Regions from separate parts of the Homo sapiens genome. Here region 2 is linked to region 1. Evidence: chromatin contacts called from ENCODE Hi-C or POLR2A ChIA-PET data. All regions are on one chromosome and are shown on one strand. The core of a region is the stretch at or near the end of the contact, and the rest is flanking DNA. Distances in the headings are between cores, read along the strand shown.

The links. Hi-C counts contacts between places; a loop is a spot of excess contacts on that map. ChIA-PET counts read pairs that join two places held with the same protein, here RNA polymerase II (POLR2A). Pooled maps may share reads with other maps.
Region 2: a pooled map shows a loop between it and region 1 (4-fold over the local background). The contact joins the enhancer-like site here to the promoter of CPD in region 1. A Hi-C loop is called at or near these places in 5 of 50 pooled maps. POLR2A ChIA-PET finds 5 or more read pairs at or near these places in 2 of 52 experiments (CD4-positive, alpha-beta T cell and HEK293T).

What each region holds. Positions count from the first base shown.
Region 1 is chr17:30,375,636-30,381,043 of GRCh38, reverse strand. CPD (carboxypeptidase D) reads right to left here and starts at 2,117. Exons shown (of 21, transcript NM_001304.5): 1 at 1,318-2,117. The coding sequence starts at 2,063. RefSeq lists silencers at 1,642-1,771, 2,072-2,311 and enhancers at 1,289-2,216, 2,362-2,531, 3,802-3,851, 4,102-4,391.
Region 2 is chr17:30,727,025-30,732,885 of GRCh38, reverse strand. It overlaps the pseudogene SUZ12P1. Among named protein-coding and RNA genes, the nearest start is that of CRLF3, 95 kb to the left of the region's middle. RefSeq lists a silencer at 900-969 and an enhancer at 667-1,287. Within about 2 kb of position 1,419, at least 28 of the 41 ENCODE cell types and tissues checked have a DNase peak (open chromatin) inside an H3K27ac peak, as active enhancers do; they include CD4-positive, alpha-beta T cell, where a contact is called at or near this core.

The DNA of each region.
Region 1 (5,408 bases), core at 868-3,367:
TCAAGAATTTTCTAGATCTTCTATATATGACTGAAATCTTGTAGAAGAAATGATTCCAAGTCCCGCAGGGAAACTTCTTTATCTTAGCAGTCCCTCAGAAATCTTCTTTTAATCCAGATGGAATGATCAGTTATTGCTTCAAAAGCCTTATGAAGATACAAAAATGGGGAAAAGCTGATGCTAGAAAAGGGGAAGAGATGCCTGCTCACTTCAGACACTATGCCATCTGGAGTGAGTTCCCTCTTATTTTATTCCTCTCCTTTTTGCTGAAAATCCTGCCCATCTCTGGAGATAGCTCAAGCTCTACCTCTTCCACAGAGATGGTCCGTGTTATTGCAGCCCACACACATCTTGCCAGTGGGAACAATTCCTGTAAAGTTTAACTGGGTACACCAACATACCTCATAAATATTTATAACATTCTCTTGTTTTATACTAATTTCTTGAGGTCCTCCTTCTTCTACTTTGTAATTTTTTAAACCTCATGCAATGCTTAATAACACTTAAAGTGTGTATTAGAAGTGTGACCATTAGCCATTCTGCCCAGGCTAATAAGGTGCACAAATGACATCACAAACCCTTCAGAGTCTAAAATGAAGCGGCTCACAGATCTGTGCAAGTTCTCCAGCTAAGTCCATATCTTCTTAAGCTGAGTCAGAGGTAAAAATTGGAGAAAAATCAGCTTCTGTCAAATAGGCAAGGGGAAGATCCTGGGAATATCATCTGCCATTTTTGGGCTCCAGTGTCCCTCCGTGGCTAAGAGGACTATCGGGAATCAGATTGCCTAATTCTAAGTCCCAGCCACACTCCTATGTAAATCAGTTAACCAATCTGACCCTCAATTTCCCCGTATGCAAAACTGATGGTGTCTATGACATCAGGTTGTGGCCAAAATAAAGTGAGATACTGCAGTCACAGAAAAAATTAGCACAGCGCCTATAACATTAGGCACTTTTGATATAAGATAACAACATTGACAGCTTATCTATAAAATGTGTGAGCTGACCTAGGTTATCCTTAAGATCTCTTCTCGCTCATATTCTATGCCCCTGTAAGAATAGGGACCAGAAATGTCAGAAAGGAGTGTCCCCTCCAGCCATCCCTTGAACAAATGACAGCCTCTAGGAGGCAATTCTTTGATGATTAGCAGGACGGGAGGCTACGCGGCCTGGGCCCTGTCCCCGTTACAGGGTGTCTCCCTTCACCTTCACCACCGCCACCCCTTATGCCAGCATTGTCTGAGCGCCTACTGGGTGCCGGAACCAGCCTCGGCCCTTGGAGGCTCACACGGACGGGGAGGGGGCAGGCAACACTCACTTGTTCCTGCGGATCCACTCGATGAGGGCGCGCACCTCGGGCACCTCGTCCAGGGCGGGGGGTTCGCCGGTGCTAAACTGGTCGGGAAAGCTTCGGTTGAGGTCGCGGCCGCGACTATTGTCGCGGCCGCTGGCCCCGGACGGGCCGCCGTCGCCGAAGCCACAGTCGCCCTCGCGGGCACGCTCGAAGCCATCGGGGTTGAGGCTGGGCAGCAGGTACACGTCGGTGGTGTTGAGCAGGCGGACCAGGCGCGGGTCCCCGCGGCGGTAGCCGGCCGCCAGCTCGCGGGCCAAGTAGATCAACACCTGGCGCGACACGGTCTCGTCGCCATGCATGTTGCCCACCAGCTTCACCTGGGGCCGGCCGGGCAGCAGCGGCCCCGCAGCGTCGGGCCCGGCAGCGTCAGGCCCCGCGTCGCCCTCAGGGATTAGCGACCCCAGGCCGGCGGTGAGGCGAAGCACCCACAGCGGCCGGCCTTCCACCGAGCGGCCGATGCTAAAGAGGCGGGCCAGGCCGGGGAGGCCCGCGGCCGCCGCCTCCCTCAGCGCCGACTCCAACTCCTCTTCGTGGTAGTAGCGGTCGAACTGGCCCTCGGCCGCCTCGGCGCCCGCGCTCGTAGTTGTGGTAGTCGCCTCCGCCTTCTTGATGTGAGCCGCCCGGGCCGAGCTCCCCAGCAGCAGCAGGCACATGAGCAACAGGAGCCGCCCTAGCCGCCAAGGCGGCCGCTCGTCCCGGCCGCTCGCCATCTTCCAGCAGCGCCGCTAACCCCGGCTCCGCTCCCGCGGCTCAGCGCTCCGGGCGGCGGGGGCCCGCCGGATCCCCTCCTCGCCTAGCAACCCCATCCCGCCCTCTGGCCGCAGCCAATCGCGGACGGGCCTGGTGGAGCGTCACCACCAGGGGGCGGGGCTTCCCTTAAAGCAGCCGATTCCCTCTGGGCGGGCCTGCCCTCCTCCCGTCCGGGACGAGTTTGGTCACTCTCTTCCTTCGCCAAGGTTCTTCTTCTCTTCTCCTCCTCCTTGTTTCGTCTTCTGCGTGTGCTCCGCTTCTCGCTTAGTCTCTTCTTTATGGCTTCTCCCCTAAATTATCACCCATTTTTCTCTGAGAACTCCTGCTAGTTCTCTTCCCATCTTTGTTGCTGCCTTTCTCAGCTGCGCTTTAATGCTTAGAACCGAGAATGGAAAGAATCAAAAGGTTCGAAAGAATCATAAGACTAGAAAAAATCAATAGGTTCGAAAGAATCTTCGTTCGGACACTCAAAGCCTTAGCCCAGTCTCCTAGGCGCCTTGTCTCCGCATCCACCCCGCCTCCGCTGGAGCCCCGCTGTCCGCGTGCGGTTGCACGGGACGCCTCGTGGGGAGGAAGGCTCGCACCTCACTAGGCGGTGCATTCATTTTTAGAGTTGCTTTCTGGAAAGGTGTCTCTTTTATGCCTAGCGGAAATGTGCTACGTAGTAGGCTCCCTTTGTGTTAATGTTGTCTATTTCTTAGGCGTCACCCCACGTTGTTTTACTGCAAATAGGTCCCTGTGTGTGCTGGCCTCGACCCTCATTAGGCAGATTTCATTTCACAGCTCACCGGCCCACTTCTCCCACCTCATCGGAGCAAGTTGTATATTTAACTGTGCCCTGGAATGACATATTTTAAAACAGCAGGTTTGACATTTCTGGAAACACTTGCTTGGCATTCCTGAACTCCTCAGTGTCAGCCAAAGATGGCAATTACAGCGTTTCATCAAGTCTAGAGAAGAGGTCTTTTAAATCACCTTTTATAGGCTTTAGTTTCTTTAGCTTGAAGAAACCCAAAACTATCCCTTAATCGAATGCGAAATTCTACCCATCTAACAACATAATCGCAATAACCGGCATTACCTTCTTTCAGAGCCAGCTATTTCAGGGCCCCTTCCCTGAACTATGACTGAACCCTACTTTAATAGAGTTCATTCATTCGTCAAGTATTTATTGAGCAACTTTTATGTCAAAGCTAGATGCTGGGAAACAATTCATTCTTCTGCCCAGTCAAGAGATTCAGTGTAGTTTGTGATAAATGCTACAACAGAGGGGGTACAGGTGAGGGAAATATCTGAACTTGAGGAGGAGGAAAGGAGGAGAGAAACCATGGAGGATGGGAAGGATCCCAGGCAGGAGGAGAAGCAAGCAAAGAAAGCCGCAGGATTTGAGAACAAATGCCTTGTGTTCTGGGAATTGCATGCAGGGTCAGGATTACTGGTGTGAAGGGGCTCACAGGCCAGTCTTCAGGGAGCACATTTGATCTGGAAGGCCATGGAGAACCACAGACGGGTTTTAAGCTAGTTTAGAAAAATTCCTCTGACAGTAACACGGAAAATTGAATGGGAGGCCTAAGACTTGAGGCTGAGAGACCTGGAAGGAAGCTGCAATCCAGGAAGACATGATGAGACTCTGAATGAGGGCAGTGCCAGTGGAGGTGGAAAGAAGGAAATGGATCTGAAAGACCTTCGGAAAGGAAAGTGGACAGGATCTGGAGACAAAGAGGATTGTAGGCTGACTTCAAGTTACAGCCTAAGCAACTTGCAGGTATTCACTGAGGTACAGGCCAGGAGAAAGCACAGGTTTAGGTGAAGATGATTAATTTAGTATTCTGCCATCAGAGCGAGCACCGTCACTCCGGTCCTGTGAATGGCTCTTCTCCATGCCCCATTTGATCTAGTCTACATTATGCACAGCAGCTGCAACTCATCAGAAACAAAGCCACAACTCTGTACAGAGAGACCGCCCACCACCTCCCGGGAGTGCTCAACTATTACACCATGCACTTTTACAGTAATCCAAGTCAAAGAAGCCCCAGAGGACATGTTAACTTCTAATCAAATATTTCCTTTTCTACCACGTTCACTCTCCTTTGAAACCTCTTCCAGCCCCTTCACTCCTGCAGCCTCGCCTAGAGAGGCAGCCTGAAATGTAAATAAACAAGCATGAGGGTGGTGAAATAATATGGGAATGTAACTTGAGCCGGTGTCCTCTCAGAAATCCCCAGGCCTTCCGTGGGCCTCTTTCAGGTCTGCAGCCTTCTTCCTTAGCAGGTACACAGTTGCTTATGGTTATAAGTGAAACCCAAAGCTCTGGACCTCAGTCACTTTTGTGTTTACCTACAGGTTTGTGTTTACCTACAGCTGAATACCTCCAATTGTGTCTGAGAAGTCTTGAACCTTATGACAGGTGTTTCTTTCCTCTTTCCCCAAGGAAAAGGTGTGGCCTTACAAATGGAAGGGACTTGGGAAAGGCTTGAAGGTAAAAAGGCTTCCTGTTCACAGAAGCAGAGTGGCAATGACTTGGATTTTTTTTTTTAATTTTTGTATTTGATACATGATAATTGTACATATTTATGGGATACATTTGATATTTTGATACATGCATACAATATATTATGATCAAACCAGGACATTCTGGATAGCCATCACCTCATTTAGCTCAAAGAGATTTGAAATGTTTCTAGCACCAAGAAATGACAAAGAATTGACGTGGATTTTTTAAAAACAGGGCAAAAGCTTTTAGATGACCAGCCTGATTCAAGAACCATTTTCTTCACAAGATTCGTAGGTAATTAAAGCATAGCATAGACCGGGAACTTGTAAGTGTCTCATTGTCCAGCACAAACACCTGCAGATTTACAAATTCAATTTGACAAATGTTTGTGGAGCACCCAATCTGGCGAAAGGTCTGTTGTGCCAGGTACAGGAGGATTGGAAAATGAATGAAGGGGATCTCTCCCCTCCCAGAGGACAGAATCTAGGAAGGGACACAGAACATAGACACAACACAGGACTGGATGTGTCTGCTGGACAAGAGTTACATAACAGGCACTGTGCAAAACCCTTTACATTGGTTGACTCATTTCATCTTCACAACAGTCCTATGAGGCTGGTGCTATTATCATTCCCATTTCAAAGATAAAGAGAGGAGACATGAGGTCACACAGCTGGCAAGCCACAGATCCAAGACTCAAACCTGGGGAGTGTGACTTCAGAGTCTGTGTGCTTAAATTCTGTAATAAAACTGTTTCTATATAGTAAGCTTAAAAAAACAAAAAACAAAAACCTGTTTTTGGAACACACAA
Region 2 (5,861 bases), core at 170-2,669, 350 kb before region 1:
AATCAGGATTATTCATAGTCACGATGTTTTTAATAAATTCTATTGTTTATTTCCAGACACCTTGCTCTCCTTTCCAAATAAGTCAGTTTCACCTACCAGACAGACCTTAGAAACAGAAATTGACCCAAGAAAATGTCCTGTAAGCCGAGTAGAAAAAGCAGAATTCTGGGGTCGTCTCCAGAGAAGATGCTTGACCACTCTCTGGCTCAGTTTACATATCCACAAAATGGGTGGATAGATTTGAAGGGTTTTAAGCATCCAAAGGTGCCATAGGAACCTGCAGCACCAAGTTAGCGCGAAGGCATTTCAGACTAAGGACACTTTCTTCGGTTCCACTGCACTCATCCCTTCACAGGCTTCATTTTGCCCCTCAAAAGCTACAACCGAAACCCCTGTATTTCTAGAGTCCGAAAGGCATGAAAGAAAACAAGAACCAGTCTCGGGATGTGACTGCGGCTCAGTTCAACTGCTACCTCCTCATCTAAAAGCCGCCTGCTCTGAACGTGGGGCCCCAGTCCCGAGCCTCTTGCGTCAATCTTGGGGGAGTCAAGAACCCGCCCGGACCCTCTTTTCCAGCTCTCCCAAGGCCCTGGACTCCGGATCCCCTGGAGACGTAATCTCCGAAAGGGGGACATCCCCTCAATTCCTCCCTCCACTACCACACAAGTGGACTCCCGAGGAGGAAGGGGGCCCAGCAGAGTGTCCCATCCCCGGTGTTGGCAGAGTGGGTCTTCCTGCCCTCAAAGCCTCGCACGCACTCACTCTCAAAGGCCTGGAGGAAAAGCTCGTGGTCAGCCTGGACGTGCTCCATTTTCGACTTCTTCACCGGTAACGCCGCGGAGGAGGAGGAGGCCGAGTAACTGCCACCGCCTCCACAGCCCCCGCCGCCGGATTTGCCGCTCGAAGCCGTCGCCGCCGAACCCCCGAAGCCGCCTCCCCCGGACCCCGCGCTGGGCCCCGAGCCGCCCCCTCCCCCACCGCCGTGCTTCTGAGGCGCCATCGCGGTTCCTGCCTCCTTCCCCGGCCAGCTACTCGCCGGGCGGCCCCGGAGAGTAAGCGCCTGCAATACCAACCGCTCGCCCCAGCAGGCTCCGGCTGACCGAGGGGAGAAGGAGGAGAGAGGGGAGGAAAGGGGAAGGGAAGGCAGGAGGAGAGGAGGGAAGGAGGGAGGAAGAAAAAGTGTCTCCTCAGAGCCCCGCTCCGCTTCGGAGGCCGCTCACCCTACCCAGGCCTCGCTCCGCCCACTTCCCCCGCCCGGCGCTCTGATTGGCCGGCGGGAGCGCGCACCGCCGGGCCGCCCAGCCCGTTGGCCCGCGGATTCCCCCGTCAGTCACGCGGAGGCGCTTCTCGCGGAGGCGCGGCTTGGTTGGCCGGTGCGCGCTGCCGATCGCGGGCCCGGCCGCCTCTTTGAACTGAATTCGCGGGAAAATTAGGGGTCGGAGCGGCCTTCCTGCTGGCCCCGGTGCATTGTGGGGAGAGAAGGACCCAGCGAGCGGTTTAGAGAGTCTAGATCCTTAGTTTTTTGCCCCCAAACACCGTAAGAGCGGTCAGAGAGGTAAACTGGTTGAGAAGTACTTACATACACTCTTCTCTTCTTGAGGATCTATACCTTTTCAGCTCAGAAAGCTGAGAAGGAATCCGGTGTTTTGCGAGCCTTGCTTTTTTTTTTTTTTTTTTTTTTTTTTGAGACGGAGCCTCCCTCTGTCGCCCAGGCTGGAGTGCCAGTGGCGCGATTTCGTCTCCCTACAACCTGCGCCTCCCGGGTTCAAGCGATTCTCCTGCCTCAGCCTCCAGAGTAGCTGGGATTACAGGCGCTCGCCACCACGCCTGGCTAATTTTTTTGTGTTTTTATTAGAGACAGGGTTTCACCATGTTGGCCAGGCTGGTCTCGATCTCCTGACCTCGTGATCCGCCTGCCTCGGCTTCCCAAAGTGCTGGGATTACAGGCGTGAGCCACTGTGCTGGCCAGAAACACACATTCTCTGAGGCGGGCCCTCCAGCATGGGAACCCCTGCTCTGTCACATCCAGCTGTCATCCCAGCCTGTCCCATCTCAGGCTGTCCTGGGCTCTCAGTACCATCATTGAGCCAGCACTTTCAAATCTCTTATGTCCAGCCTGGAATTTCTCATCAGAGCCCCCATTACCATTTCCCTGCTGAAAACCAAAACCCTTGTAATTGGCCCAGTTAGCTCCCTGACCCCATGTCTGCTCCAGCCACTCCTGCTATTCCTGGACCACAGCAGGCCTTGCCCCAGGGCCTTTGCACCTGTCGCTTCCTCCACCTGTAGCTTCTGCCAACCCACTGTCCACATGGCCGGCTCCTTCAGGCCATTGCTCAGATGGAACTATTCACCTGGTGTATAGAATGTCCTCTTCATGGGGCAGGGATCATTGAACTGTTTTGCTCATGGTGGCCGCATCCCCAAATTTTACTTTTTTTTTTTAGAGATAGGGTCTTGCTCTGTCACTCAGGCTGGAGTGCAGTGGTGAAATCATGGCTCACTGCAGCCTCCACCTCCCAGGCTCAAGCGATCCTCCCGCCTCGGCCTCCCTAGTAGCTGAGACCACAGGTATGCGCCATCACGTCCAGCTAATTTATTTTATTTTGCAAAGATGAGGTCTTGCTATGTTGCCCAGGCTGAACATGAACTTCTGGCCTCAAGAGATCCTCCTGCCTCAACATCCCAAAGTGCTGGGATTACTGCTTGAGGCCATCACCATTGTTGTCTTCATATCCTCAACTTTTAGAATAGGCCTGGCACGCGGCACTGAATTATTTGTTGAATGAATCTCAGATCCCAAAGCTGAGACTCTGCCTTGATTCCTCACCTTCCCTGTCATCCCCCTCACAGAAGCCATCAGCAAGTCCTGTGGGCTCTGCCTCTCAAGTATCTCGCGACCTGCCCACTTCTGGCTCTAAGCACAGCACCCAGGCCCATGCCGCCATCCTATGTCACCTGTATGTTGTCCTGGCCTCCTTGCCCGCCTCCCAATCCGCCCTTCACTCAGAGCTAAGGGACCACATAATGATGTTGATCCGAACATTAACTGACCCCCTGGTCTCTGCTGGGGTCTCATTTCCTCACTAGAGCCCAGAGGCTGTGGGTGAACTGGTGCCACCAAGCTCTCCAAGCCCCATTCTGTCCTCCCTCCTGTTCCTGAAACATTCAACATTCCAGTTCCAGCCCCCAAGCAGGATCCCTGCATGTTGGCTGCGGCTGCTCATTGTTCAGGGCTCAGCCGCAAGGTCACCGCAGCAGAGTGACCTACCCTGGCCCCCTGCAAACAAAACAGTCCTCGCCTGCTGCCCTCACCCGCCATCTTTTCCCTGTTTTTAATTCACAGCTCTCAAGTGAGCACCTGAAATTACCTTTTTATCAACACGAGCTTCTTGAGAGAGGCCCTTAGAAATCAGCACACGGCTGGGCACAGTGGCTCATGCCTGTAATCCCAGCACTTTGGGAAGCCGAGGCGGGTGGATCACCAGAGGTCAGGAGTTCGAGACCACCCTGGCCAACATGGTGAAACCCCGTCTCTACTAAAAATACCAAAAAATTAGCCGGGCGTGGTGGCAGATACCTGTAATCCCAGCTACTCGGGAGGCTGAGGCACAAGAATTGGTTGAACCCGAGAGGTAGAGGTTGCAGTGAGGCTAGATTGTGCCATTGCACTCCAGTCCGGGCAACAGAGCCAGACTGTCTCAAAAATAAATAAATAAAATAAAACAAATAGGCACAGGCCCTCAATAAATAAAGATCCCCACAGGGCAGGACACCTGGTCCAGACCTCAGTCTCCTCACATGGGAAATGGGAGGATAATATCTGCAAGACAGCCCTGAACACCCCCTCTCCAGCCCTGTAGCTCTCTGCCCGCTTCCCCTCTCATGCCCACTCCTGATACCAGCTCCCTCTCCACTGCCCCAGCTTCTTCACTAAATCCCCCGCAGCCACCTCCAGCCCCCATCCGCATCTCCCCCCACATCCCTGACTAGACACGGCTGGTGTCACTTTCAGATCATTTTACAGCGTGTTACTCCCCCAGCCGCCACCAGCCCCCGTCCGCATCTCCCCCCACATCTGTGACTAGACATGGCTGGTGTCACTTTCAGATCATTTTCCAGCATGTTACTTTGGGGATGGGGAGTGGCTTCCTTATTTCAACTTCCTCATTTCTCCAACTGTCCAGCCACAGAAAGGTTCAGTGGAGGCAGTGTCCCCAAGCTGAGGAGTACTCCCCTCCCAGGGTCTCCAAGCGCTTTCTTTCACACTGCAACAGGCATCCTAGCAGAGGAACTGGTTAGGGGAAGTAAAAATGGCTGGATTTGTACGGTGACTCATGCCTGTGATCCCAGTGCTTTGGGAGGCTAAGGTGGGTGGATCACTTCAGCCCAGGAGTTCAAGGCTGCAGTGAGCTATGATCGTGCCACTGCACTCCAGCCTGGGCAACATGTCTCTAGAAATTTGTTTTTTTTTTTGAGACGGAGTCTCACTCTGTCACCAGGCTAGAGTGCAGTGGCACGATCTCGGCTGACTGCAACCTCCGCCTCCTGGGTTCAAGCGATCCTCCTGCCTCAGCCTCCTGAGTAGCTGGGACTACAGGCATGCGCCACCACGCCCAGCTATTTTTTGTATTTTTAGTAGAGACGGGGTTTCACCGTGTTGGCCAGGATGGTCTCGATCTCTTGACCTCGTGATCAGCCCACCTGGGCCTCTCAAAGTGCTGGGATTACAGGCGTGAGCCACAGCGCCCGGCCAAATTTTTTGTTTTTTAATTTGGCGTGGTGGTGCCCAGCTACTTGGGAGGCTGAGGCAAGAGGATCACTTGAGCCCAGGAGTTTGCAAGGCTGCAGTAAGCTATGATCCTGCCACTGCACTCCAGTCTGGGCAACAGAGCAAGACCCTCTCTTAATTAAAAAAAAAAAAAAAGGGCAGGGAAGCCACCCGATGCCAAGTTGTGTGGGCAGCGAATCCACATGGGTCTAGATCCCAATTTTGCCTTATACGTGCCCTGTGTGACCTTGAGCTGGTCTCCTCACCTCCCTGGCCCTGGTTCCCTCTGCGCTGCTATTCTGCAGGGTTCTGGTAAGGAGAGCAGTGCACGTACACGCTGGGCCAACACAGGCCCCATCAGAGGGTGCCATGCACAGCCTGGCGCCAGTCAGGGCACAAAGACACCCACGGAAGAGGCAGTCCCTCTCTTCCTCCCAGGCTGCACCCTAGAATGCTGAGACTCCAGAGTGGAGCCCCCGCTGAGCCATGTATACTTCCACCAGGAACTCCAAGGCATCTTCAGCCCAACCAGACCAATACAAGCCCCTACATCAGTGCACGGTGCCACCATCCTTCCAGGCCCTCCAGCCAGAACCCCAGGAGCTGAAAGCCTTGACTCCTCTTTCTCTCACCCCTAAATCCAGTTCAAGAGTAAGTCTTTGGGCTGTGTATACTTCCAGAACACCCCAGTGTTGGTCCACACATCTGTCTTCAGCATCTGCCCCTCTAGTCCTGGGCCCTGGCCACTCCCCAAGTGCCCTCTGGCCCCTTTGCCTCCGATGTCCAGGCTCTCCTGGCAGCCAGAGGCACCACCTCCTTTTTTTTTTTTTTTTTGAGACGGAGTCTCACTTTGTCACCGGGGCTGGAGTGCAGTGGCACAATCTTGGCTCACTGCAACTTCCACCTCTGGGGTTCAAGCGATTCTCCTGCCTCAGCCTCCTGAGTAGCTGGGATTATAGGCGCCCACCACCATGAGTAGACACGGGGTTTCACCATGTTGGCCAGGCTCGTCTGGAACTCCTGACCTCAAGTGATCCACCCGCCTCGGCCTCCCAACGTGTTGGGATTACAGGCATGAGCCACTGTGTCC